Linked DNA regions of Homo sapiens: region 2 is linked to region 1. A link is a loop called in an ENCODE intact Hi-C map of the cell type or tissue named here. Cell type or tissue: endothelial cell of umbilical vein. All regions are shown on one strand. Each heading gives the region's core, and the rest is flanking DNA. Links, peaks and the distances in the headings are about the cores only.

The links. Hi-C counts contacts between places; a loop is a spot of excess contacts. Peaks named below come from ENCODE experiments on the same cell type or tissue, not always from the same donor. Only the 100,000 strongest peaks of a DNase experiment are listed, where the experiment ranks them.
Region 2: a loop joins it to region 1, with 7 times the contacts of the local background. A loop is called at or near these places in 23 of 110 quality-filtered maps.

What each region holds. Positions count from the first base shown.
Region 1 is chr7:22,101,756-22,107,135 of GRCh38, forward strand. No RefSeq gene overlaps it. Among named protein-coding and RNA genes, the nearest start is that of CDCA7L, 160 kb to the left of the region's middle. RefSeq lists an enhancer at 150-294, a cis regulatory region at 222 and a silencer at 1,941-2,030. In endothelial cell of umbilical vein, for the core only: a CTCF peak has its summit at 2,129 (motif pointing right); a DNase peak (open chromatin) is centred at 2,096; H3K27me3 peaks cover 273 bases.
Region 2 is chr7:22,497,430-22,502,809 of GRCh38, forward strand. It overlaps STEAP1B (STEAP family member 1B), which reads right to left and starts at 2,759. Exons shown (of 5, transcript NM_001382447.1): 1 at 2,685-2,759. In endothelial cell of umbilical vein, for the core only: CTCF peaks have their summits at 2,838 (motif pointing left), 3,063 and 4,121 (motif pointing left); DNase peaks (open chromatin) are centred at 2,802 and 4,092; H3K4me3 peaks cover 644 bases; H3K27ac peaks cover 3,080 bases.

The sequences.
Region 1 (5,380 bases), core at 198-5,197:
TTGATTTCCCGCCCTCCATATCCCACCTCTAACTTGGGGCTAAGGATGAAGCTCTGGAGCTTTGCCTCTCAGTGCCAATTTGGACCCTGCGTCTACCAGTCCTTGACATGTTTGGGTTTTTCCCTGCCCCCAGTGCATGTTTACCTGAGTAAATGGAGCAAATCTCTTTGAGGAAGGCTGTGGAATTGTTGTCACGTGCGCTTGACTTGTTGTCACAGGGTCTTCATCCTGGAAACTCGACCTCTCTGTCAGTTGGTGGGATCTGACTTTGAAAACTTGTTCGGGTCTAGCAACTGGGTAAAGGATGAGGACCTTTTCACTGGGATGACTGCCCTTAACCATCTTCGATTTTGTTTGATTGTACATGTTGGTCAGTACCTTTGATAGCTGTCCATTCATTCTGTCCCTAGGGTTACTGTGTCCTGTCACCTGTCTCCATTAATGTTCAGACTCTGCTGTCACTGTATTAGTAACCACCTAGCTTTTGTGATGACTGACCACAACCACCTTCTCCATTGTTTGGGGCACCTGTTGGCCTCACTGCTGTCTGTGAATTCAGTTCTGTGATGTTCTATTTTATCATCATCCCTTGGCTATGGAGGACGGTCCCAACACCAGTGCATTCTTCATCACTTTGCTGAAAGGTGTGTTCTTCAGGTCCTCCGCCAGAGCAGTCTTCCGGGGGGTTTTCTGGGCTAATAGTGGACCCACTGCAGCATGCACACGGTGATGCTTCTACATGCCAAGGAGCACCAAAGATTGCCAGCAAACCACCACAAATCTCAGTTCATTTTCCAGGGCTGCTGTCACAAACTACCACAAACTAGGTGGCTCAAACTACAGAAATGTATCATCTCACAACTCTGGAGGCTAAAAGTGTGAGATGAAGGTGTCAGAGGCCTGGCTCCTTCTGAGAGCTCTGAGTGAAGGGTTTGTTCTGGGCCACTCTCCTTGGCCTGTGGATGGTGGTCTTCTCCCTGCGTCTTCACAGCATCATCCCTCTATGCATCTATCTTCAAATTTTCCCTTCTTTTTTTTTTTTAGACGGAGTCTCGCTCCGTCGCCCAGACTGGAGTGCAGTGGCGCAATCTCAGCTTACTTCAAGCTCCACCTCCCGGGTTCATGCCGTTCTCCTACCTCAGCCTCCTGAGTAGCTGGGATTACAGGCGCCCGCCACCACGCCTGGGTAATTTTTTGTATTTTTAGTAGAGACGGGGTTTCACCATGTTAGCCAGGATGGTCTCGATCTCCTGACCTCGTGATCTGCCTGCGTCGGCCTCCCAAAGTGCTGGGATTACAGGTGTGAGCCACTGTGCCTGGCCAAATTTTCCCTTCTTAAAAGAACACCGGTCATATTGGATTAGGAACCCTACTCAGCTCCAGAACGACCTCACCTTTACTTCACTAATTACATCTGCAAAGGCCTTGTTTCCAAATAAGATCACTTTCTGAGGTGCTGCGGGTTAGGACCTCAACATATGGATTTTGGAGGACACAATTCATACATAACAATATGTATGGTAGCAACGATTATTAAACACCTTTTATAAATTCATGACTTCAAAGGAAGAGCTCCTGAATCCCGGTTTTGGGACGCAGGGAACATTACCCCAGTGGTAGTGGCCCATGTACCCCCACATTCTGTACTACGGGACACACGGGCAAGCCTCCAGCTTCTTGGAGGATGGACCCACGTGGGTGACATCTGCAGGTATAGAATGAAGTACAGGCAAGAGGAGAGCAGGAAATGATTAATGAATATTCATAAACTGTGATTTTTTTTTGGATTTTAAAAAGATGCTTTCTTAAACTTGTCTTCTTTTTATATTCTCTTCGATATGTTGCCTCAAGCACAAAAATGAGGAAAATTACTGCACTAACAATCTGATGAAAAAGTTGGACTGTTGGCTTTCCTCAGCTGATTTGTGGTCACTACTGGGCTCTCGTTGTCTTCTTGAAGTCTCACTTTAGCTCCTGCCAATCAGACAGCCTCAAAGCCCAGTGTCGGGCAGTTTGGATCTGAGTCAAGCAGTAATCAGAGCGGTTAGGCTTAGTCAGTATTCTCTGAATGAAAATTTTGCCGATGAACCTTTTTCTGCAGAGCGGAAGTGGCTGGGCACCCTTGCGAGATGAGAACCACCAGATGGCGCTGAATCCTCAATAAGAAAAGAGCCTGGTGTGTCTTTCAGGCCCTGAAGGCATGATAATCTTGGGGACCCACAAAAGTGTTTTCATTTACTTTAAAATCAGAAGAAAAAAAGTGAATATAATACTCTTGGATTATATTCACTTTTTTACTAATGCAATCATTAAATATACTTTCTTTCTTTTTTTTTTTTTTTTGAGACGGAGTCTCGCTCTGTTGCCCACGCTGGAGTGCAGTGGCACGACCTTGGCTCACTGCAAGCTCCGCCTCCCGGGTTCACGCCATTCTCCTGCCTCAGCCTCCCGAGTAGCTGGGACTACAGGCGCCCGCCACCATGCCCGGCTAATTTTTTGTGTTTTTAGTAGAGACGGGGTTTCACTATGTTAGCCAGGATGGTCTCGATCTCCTGACCTTGTGATCCGCCCGCCTCGGCTTCCCAAAGTGCTGGGATTACAGGCGTGAGCCACTGCGCCTGGCCCTACTTTCATACATATACTTTTAAAAAGTGTGTGTGTGTGTATAGAGGCAGGGGCTCAGGGAGCCAAAGTACGCAGGAGTCATAATGGGGACCCGGCCTGGTTGTTTTTCTGTATCATACGTGGGATGTGGATCAAAAGTGTCAGTGAATTTCATGTCAGGTCCAGGCGTGTCTCTCTTTGTGGACGTCTTTCAATTGTATGCATTCATGTATTTGTTTAACTCAATAGGTCCCTTCTCAGTCACATGTTCTTTTTTTGTTTGTTTTTGTTTTTGTTTTTTGAGACCAGGTCTCTCTCTGTTGCCCAGGCTGGAGTGAGGTGTGATCTCGGCTCACTTCAACCTCTGCCTCCCAGGCTCAGAGGATCCTCTCACCCCAGCCTCCCAAGTAGCTGGGACTACAGGTATGAGCCACCAAACCCAGCTTAAATATATATATATATATATATTTTTTTTTTTTGTAGAGAAGTGGTTTGCCATGTTGCCCAGGCTGGTCTCCAACTCCTGAGCTCAAGCGATCCACCCATCTTGGTCTCCCAGAGTGCTGGGATTACAGGCGTGAGCCACTGCACCCAGCCCCACATGTCCTTTTGATTCTACTTCCTAAATGTCTCTCCAGTCTGTCACCTTCTCTGTAAATCCACTGTGGTCACCTTCATTCAGGCCACTGGTACGTTTCTCCTGGACTTTTACAATAGCTTCCCGTTGGGCGTTTTGTTTCCAGCCTTGTCTTCTACATATATATCCAAGGCAATCTTCTAAAAATCAAATCTGCTCATGTCAGTTTTTTGCTTTAAAACTCTCTGTGACTCTTTGCTGCCTAAAGTGGCTGTTTCTGAGGTAGGGTGTGTGTCCTCGAGGAAGCAGGTAAGGTAATTCATGGGAGCGTAGAAGAAAAACAGAACCCTTGTTTGTATTTACCTTTAATTTGATCCTTTAAACACTTGTATTTTTTGTATGCTTTATTTATTTACACAATACATGTACATTATTCATAAATATAACATGTATTATATTGGGAAAGGTATGGGTACCTTTCTTTTTTTCTTCACCAAAAGGATGCATCATCAAAAGTGTTTGGAGACCTTAAGAATGATGTCCAAATTCATTAGAATCACAATAGGCCTCTCTGATATGAATCAGATTTACCTTCGAGATCTTACCTGCTTAGTTCTAGCCGCACAGGACATCCCAGCTGTAAGCTCTTAAGCTTTCATGCATTTATGAACATTCCATACACAGAATGCACCTCCCCAATCATCATTCCTCACCTAATCAACTCCAACTCCTCCTTCACCATCCAGCTCCCTGGGATGCTCTCAGAGTTCCTCTCTCCTGTGTGCTGCCTTAGCTGCCTTAGCGTAGGTTGGTGCAAAAGTCATTGCGGTTTTAGACCGTGAATTTTAAATCATTAGAACTAGACTCAAACACATCTTCATTAATCAAAACAGGAACCATTGCAATCAACACATTTTTGCCAATGATTAATAAGTTTGTTTATTCCTGCAGTGTAAAAATCCATGCTTCGGGATTCGACGAACTCTTGGAATGCATTTTCTGCATCCTGCTTGTTGGGGAAGCATTTTCCCTGCAAAAAGTTATCGAGATGCTTGAAGAAGTGGTAGTCAGTTGGCGAGAAGTCCGGTGAATGTGGCAGATGAGGCAAAACTTTGTAGCCCAATTTGTTCAACTTTTGAAACTTTGGTTGTGCATTGTCATGAAGAAGAATTGGGCCCTTTCTGTTGACGAATGCCGGCTGCAGGCATTGCAGTTTTCGGTGCATCTCATCAGTTTGCTGAGCATACTTTTCAGATATAATGGTTCCGCTGGGATTCAGAAAGCTGCAGTGGATCAGACCGGCCGTAGACCACCAAACAGTGACCAGGACCTTTTTTGGTGCAGGTTTGGCTTTGGAAGTGCTTCAAAGCTTCTTGTGGGTCCAGTCACTGAGCTGGTCATCACCAATTGTTGTATAAAAGCCACTTTTTGTCGCATGTGGCAATCCAATTGAGAAATGGTTTGCCGTTGCGTTGAATAAGAGAAGACACTTCAAAATGATGATTTTCTTGATTTTCGATCAGCTCATGAGGCACCCACTTATCGGGCTTTGTCACCTTTCCAATATGCCTCAAATGCTGATGTTGAGTTCTTCAGCAACTTCTTGTGTGGTTGTAAGAGGATCAGCTTCAATGATTGCTCTTAGTTTGTCATTGTCAACTTCCAATGGCCCACCACTACGCTCCTTGTCTCCTTGAACTGCCACTGCACTGTACATTCGTTAGCAGTTCCTGGGCCAAATGCATTGTCGATGTTACGAGTTGTCTCTGCTATTTTACGACCCATTTTGAACTCGAATAAGAAAATCACTTGAATTTGCTTTATGTCTAACATCATTTCTATAGTTTAAATACACATAAAATAAACAGCAAGTGATAAGTCATTAGCAAACATAAAGCGAGAAATGTCCATTAAAATGATGTATAACATAACCACATTTATTTAAGAATGTATTCCAGTATTATACAGCAAATTCCAACAATTCAAAAACTGCAATTATTTTGCACTCACCTATTTGTTTCATTTTATTTTTCTTTTACCATGTGAGGAGCACGTTTTTGTGTGACTACATTTATAGAGCAGCTATTAGATGCAGGGCACAGTGTGAGTCCATTTCTATATGTCATTTCAATTCATCTGTCCTCTAAGTGACCAACTCATCTTGATATGCCTGGGATTTTCTGGGTTTTAGCACTGGAA
Region 2 (5,380 bases), core at 76-5,075, 400 kb after region 1:
ATCCTGAATTTTTCAGTTAGACAGTCAACACATTCCCTTTTTTTTTGGTTTAAGTTAGTGTGATTTGGGTGTTCACCACTGGCATGTAAAAGAATTCTGAGTAAAGCATATGCCAATCATCAAGTATTTATGAACCCAACTCTGTGACCAACATTAAAGAGGAAAAATAGAAATGACACTCATGCCTGCTCTGGAGGAAATGACACTCTATCTCCTTAACAGCATTATTCCAAGTCATTTGGTGACTTAACCAACTGTATTAGGCTGTTCTCGCACTGCTATAAAGAAATACCTGAGACTGGGTAATTATTATAAAGAAAGGAGATTTAATTGGCTCATGGTTCCATAGGCTGTAAAGGAAGCATGGCAACATCTGCTTCTGGGGAGGCCTCAGAGGGCTTATAGTCATGGTGGAAGGTGAAGTGGGAGCAGGCGTCTTACATTATTGCAGTGGTCCCCAACCTTTTTGGCACCAGGGACTGGTTTCGTGGAAGACAATTTTTCCAAGTAGGGGAAGGGGGATAGGGTTTTGAGGTGAAACTGTTCCACCTCAGATCATCAGGCAATAGTTAGATTCTCATAAGGAGCACACAACCTAGGTCCCTTGCATGTGCAGTTTGCAATAGGGTTCATGTACTTAGGAGAATCTAATGCCACCGTTCATCTGACAGGAGGTGGAGCTCAGGCAGTAATGCTCGCTGGCCTGCCACTCCCCTCCTGCTGTGCAGCCCAGTTCCTAACAGGACACTGACTGATACCAGTCTGCGGCCAGGGGGTTGGGGACCCCTGCACTAACGTGACAACAGCACCAAGGGGGGATGGTGTTAAACCATGAGAAACTGCTCCCATGGTCCGATCACCTCCCACCAGACCCCAGCTCCCGCACTGGGGGTTACATTTCAACATGAGATCTGAGGGGGAGACACAGCTCCAAACCATATCACCAACTTAATAGTTTGTGGGGTGGGGGAGGGAGGTGCTAGGAATGGAAGTGTCACCTACTATAATCAAATGTAAGAAATAATCCACTATGTTTAGAAGATCTTTTAACTTTGAGAGGTGCAGGATGGTAAGGATGCTAACAAATCCACCCACATTTATTCAGTATGAATTCAGTAACTATATTGTGAACAACAATGTAAGGCAGGAGGAATGCAAAGTTAAATGAGATAAAGCCTCTGCTCTGAAAAACCTTGAGGTCTAGGAGAGAAGGCAGGCATTTCAACTGCATGGTAGAGCGATGTATCCTAGAAGAGGATAAAGTTTTATAGGCAGATGGTGGCATGGGAAGGGAAGTAGAGGAAAAGGCTCAGCGCTGTCTTCTAGACCCAGTCCTGGGGTAGCTAGCAGGTTGGCAGTGTTTGCTGACTGATTGCCACTACAAAGAGTCTGGGTGGAAAACCAGAGTGGCCCTGGAGAGTTACCCAGCCATTTGTCTGCATGGTAAGGAGACCACACTCAAGAGCGAAGCCAAGGAAAAGCCCATGACAGTGAGGAAGCTTGTTGACTGTGTGGCCCACACTCAACTCTATGCCCATAAGCCAGGAAAATAAACTATGAGTCAAATAAATTTGTTGGTTTTCATCAGACATTAACCAAAATGTAATTTAAGTTCTACAGTAAAATCTTTTCATAAAAAGAAAAATAACAGAAAACAACCTAGTGTTAAAATGTTAGGAACCCCAGAATTCGACCCAAAGTTCTCTTTCACCCGCTTTTAAAAAAGTGGAGCACATTTCTAATGCGACTGCTGTTTTGCTGTACCAAGATGGCTGCCCTGGTGTTCCTAAATGTTGGCACAGCCCAACTGACTCATGTTTATGTCCCGCAGTTGAGAATATGAAGAAACCCAATGCCTGGAATACATTGTGGGTTGCACTGCATTTCCAACCTTTTATACTTTCAAGTGCACACTTGTTTTACATTTAACTAAGTGAAGTCGAGTTTTTTGGGTTTTTTTTTCACTGTGCTGTTTTTCTTTTTAAGCATTGCTTTCCCTCTGTGCTTAACATTCATGTTAAATGAATAACCTTTTATTACACGTCAGGATGTGGAGGGAAATGTATTTTACAAAAGTAACAAAGTAAGAAATTTGGAAGTGTACAAAAAATTTATGTCTACAAACTCCTTCCAGTGGATTTGACCAGAATTACATATTTAAAGCCTTGATTGACTATTTTGGAGGGAACCTGAACCCCACCCAGATCCTGAAAGAGTAGGGCCAGTGTTCTAAGGACTGAAAATGAAAACCTCTGTTACCAGGAAACCCGAAGACGAGAAGTAGCACGATTTTAAGTACTGTGCACCAGTCATTCGTCAATGCACAGCAAACTCTGGCGACTTTGCCACGTTAAAAAACTTGCCATCAAAATCCAACCTGAGCACAAACTTAATAATCTACCACAACCTTAAGCCCCTAGCGAAAAGGCTTCCTCTGAGTCCCTGGCTCCCCCCAGCCCCCGGCCCGGCCACAACCCAGCTGGGCTGGAAGACAGGGCGCCCCAGAGCCGCGCATAAGCGAAGAATTGAGCACCGCTCGCCCAGGAGGGCCGCCGTCCAGGTCACGAGAAGGCTTGCGACCCGCTACACCCCTCCCAAGACTGGGAGCGGGCGCCCAGCCTTGCAGGGACACGCAGGCGGACTCGAGGAGCAAACGGCCAGTGAGAACGATTCAAGGGACTCACCCACTCCTCGCCGTAGCTTGACCGTGAGTCTCAGCTGCCGCTGCTGCCGGGAGGTGCCGGCCCCACGCGGCGCCTGAGCCTCCAGAGCGCGAAGCCTCCAAGCCTGCTGCAGGCCCCGCCTCCTTGTCAGTTGCGCGTCCAGCGCCACCTGCTGGCGCCCCGCGTCCGCAGGGTTCGGGAACGTCCTTGGAGGCTAAGACTCCCCAAGTCGCACTCCGGCCTCTCCCAGTTTCCTCTCAAATGCCGTCTGCCCTGCCCTTGAGGTCCGTTTCGCGCCCTCCAACCCCTCGCCTTTTGTTTAATCTCCACTAAGGAACGTTTGTGCATTTCTCTAGAGCAGTGGTTCTCAGACTTCAGCGTGTATAAGATTACCCGGGGGCATATTAAAACACCGATTGTTGGGCTGTCCACCCACAGTTTCCGGTTCAGTATGTCTGGGATGAGGTCTGAGATTCTCATTTCTAACAAGTTCCCATGAGATATGGAAGCATTCCCAGATCACACTTTGAGATAGACCGTTTAGAGCTTACAAACCCTCCCACACGTTAGCTTATTTATTTTTATTTTATTTTATTTTTTTTTGAGACGGAGTCTCAGTCTGTTGCCCAGGCTGGAGTGCGGTGGCGCGATCTTGGCTAACTGCAACCTCCGGCCCCGGGTTCAAGCGATTCTCCTGCCTCAGCCTCCCGAGTAGCTGGGATTACAGGCGCCTGCCACTGTGCCCGGCTAATTTTTGTATTTTTAGTAGAGACGGGGGTTTCACCATCTTGGCCAGGCTGGTCCTGAACTCCTGACCTCGTGATCCACCCGCCTCGGCCTCCCAAAGTGCTGAGATTACAGGCGTGAGCCACCGCGCCCAGCCACCTTATTTAAAACCTAACAGCCGGTCCTGAAGTGGCTGTGATTGACAGTTTGAGGAATCCGAAGCTGAATTTCTGAGAGTGACTTGCTCCCTGAATTGTTCAAATTGTGTACCTTTAATCGCACAAACCCTGCTCCCCAGCCGAAAAAAAAAACCCTTAAACCCCATGTTTACTCCGTCCCTCCCTTCCTTGCCTCAGCTTTTAAGTGCAGCTTCCCATATCCTAGCTCAATGAAGTATTCCAAACCTAAAGTAAAGTTAACTGTTAATATTCCAAGGTTTTAGAAAAAGACAACTTGAGCAGGGGATTTACTTCTCTCCGTTGGAACCAGCCTCGAGATAGGGTCTGAGACATGAATTGCAAAATTCTGGGGATTTGGTATACAACATTCTCAGGACTAAGCTGAGTAGAAAACACAAAGGAAAATAAACGCGCAACCACATTTTCCATGATTGTTTTTTATTCACAGCTAGGGCACCGAAGACTGTTCATGTTTTAATATAAGCATTTTCTGTAGTCACTGACTTTCCATGGATTAGTTTAAAGCCCTTTGAAGATTAAATTACCGTGGACTGACACCTTGTGGTGGAAATAGAATCTTACACCTGTTGTTTCTAGTGAAACTAGAAAATAATTTTAAAGTTTTAGAAAAGAAATCTGTGTAATCTTTGTATGTGTAGCACAGACTACAAAGAATTAAGACTATTTAACCAAGCATTGTTGAGTTTTAAAAGTGATCATGGGTCTTAAATGGTCAGACAAAACGATATGCTTTTATTGTTTAACATTTGGTAGAACAAAGGTCATTCTCTTTTTCACAATATATTTTCCATATGAAAAGGGCAAAGAGTTATTATTGTGTTAACATAATAATATATATTGATATGAATATGGCTATATAGCAAGCTGCACTTAAAACTGCTTTTCCTTTTCTAATTAAAACATTTAAAATCAAACCCCAAATATTTTTGTTTTATAATTAGACTTTGGCAATTTTATTTCTGCACTTCTTATAAAAGTTTTTTTTGCCCAATATTTTAGTGTGGAGAATAAATAGAGTATGTTCCAAAGTGAAATGATTAAAAGTGTGAGATTTATCAATTAGTTTGTAGATATTATAAAAGCAACACAATATTCGATTAAGAAAAACATGTTACTAAAAAGCTTTTATTGAGTCGCCAGCAGTTAGTATCACAGATGAACTAGCTGCAGTTTTTGCATACAAATAACCTGTAATTTGAGGTATGAGATAAAGAAAAAAAATTTTTGTGGGGGGGGCGGGTAATACAATGCCAGAGCATCTCAGAATGCTGAGTCAGCCTCTTTAGCACATACTTTTAAAAACAAGTGTGGCTTGTGGAAAGCCACATTATGCTATTGCAAATGTTGAAAGGCAAGTTGCTAGTTTTGCTGTGACTCTAAACAACTAGAGGATTTAAAATGGGAGTTTGCCCACGAGTTACAAATAAATTTAGATCTTTCAGAATATTCTGTAATAAACTTAAACTATAGTGAGAGCGCATATTAACATAATGGACCTCAGTGTCATTTGAGGTCAAATACTAAACTGGTGACTTCATAATAACATGCTGTGGAGAAAATATAATTTAGAATCCATGAGTATTTTTGCCTGACAAATAAGCAACCTGATCTTAGAACCTGATGAGACGACCACTTTAAAAGTAAATGAAATACTATGGTGTGAGAGATAAAATAAAAAATATCATACTATTAAAGATAATCACAATGAGAAATAGACAGTAAATTTTAAGTGAATGACAAGAATTATATTTTTTCCTTTGGAAATCTAACTCCTGAGGGGACAGCAATTTA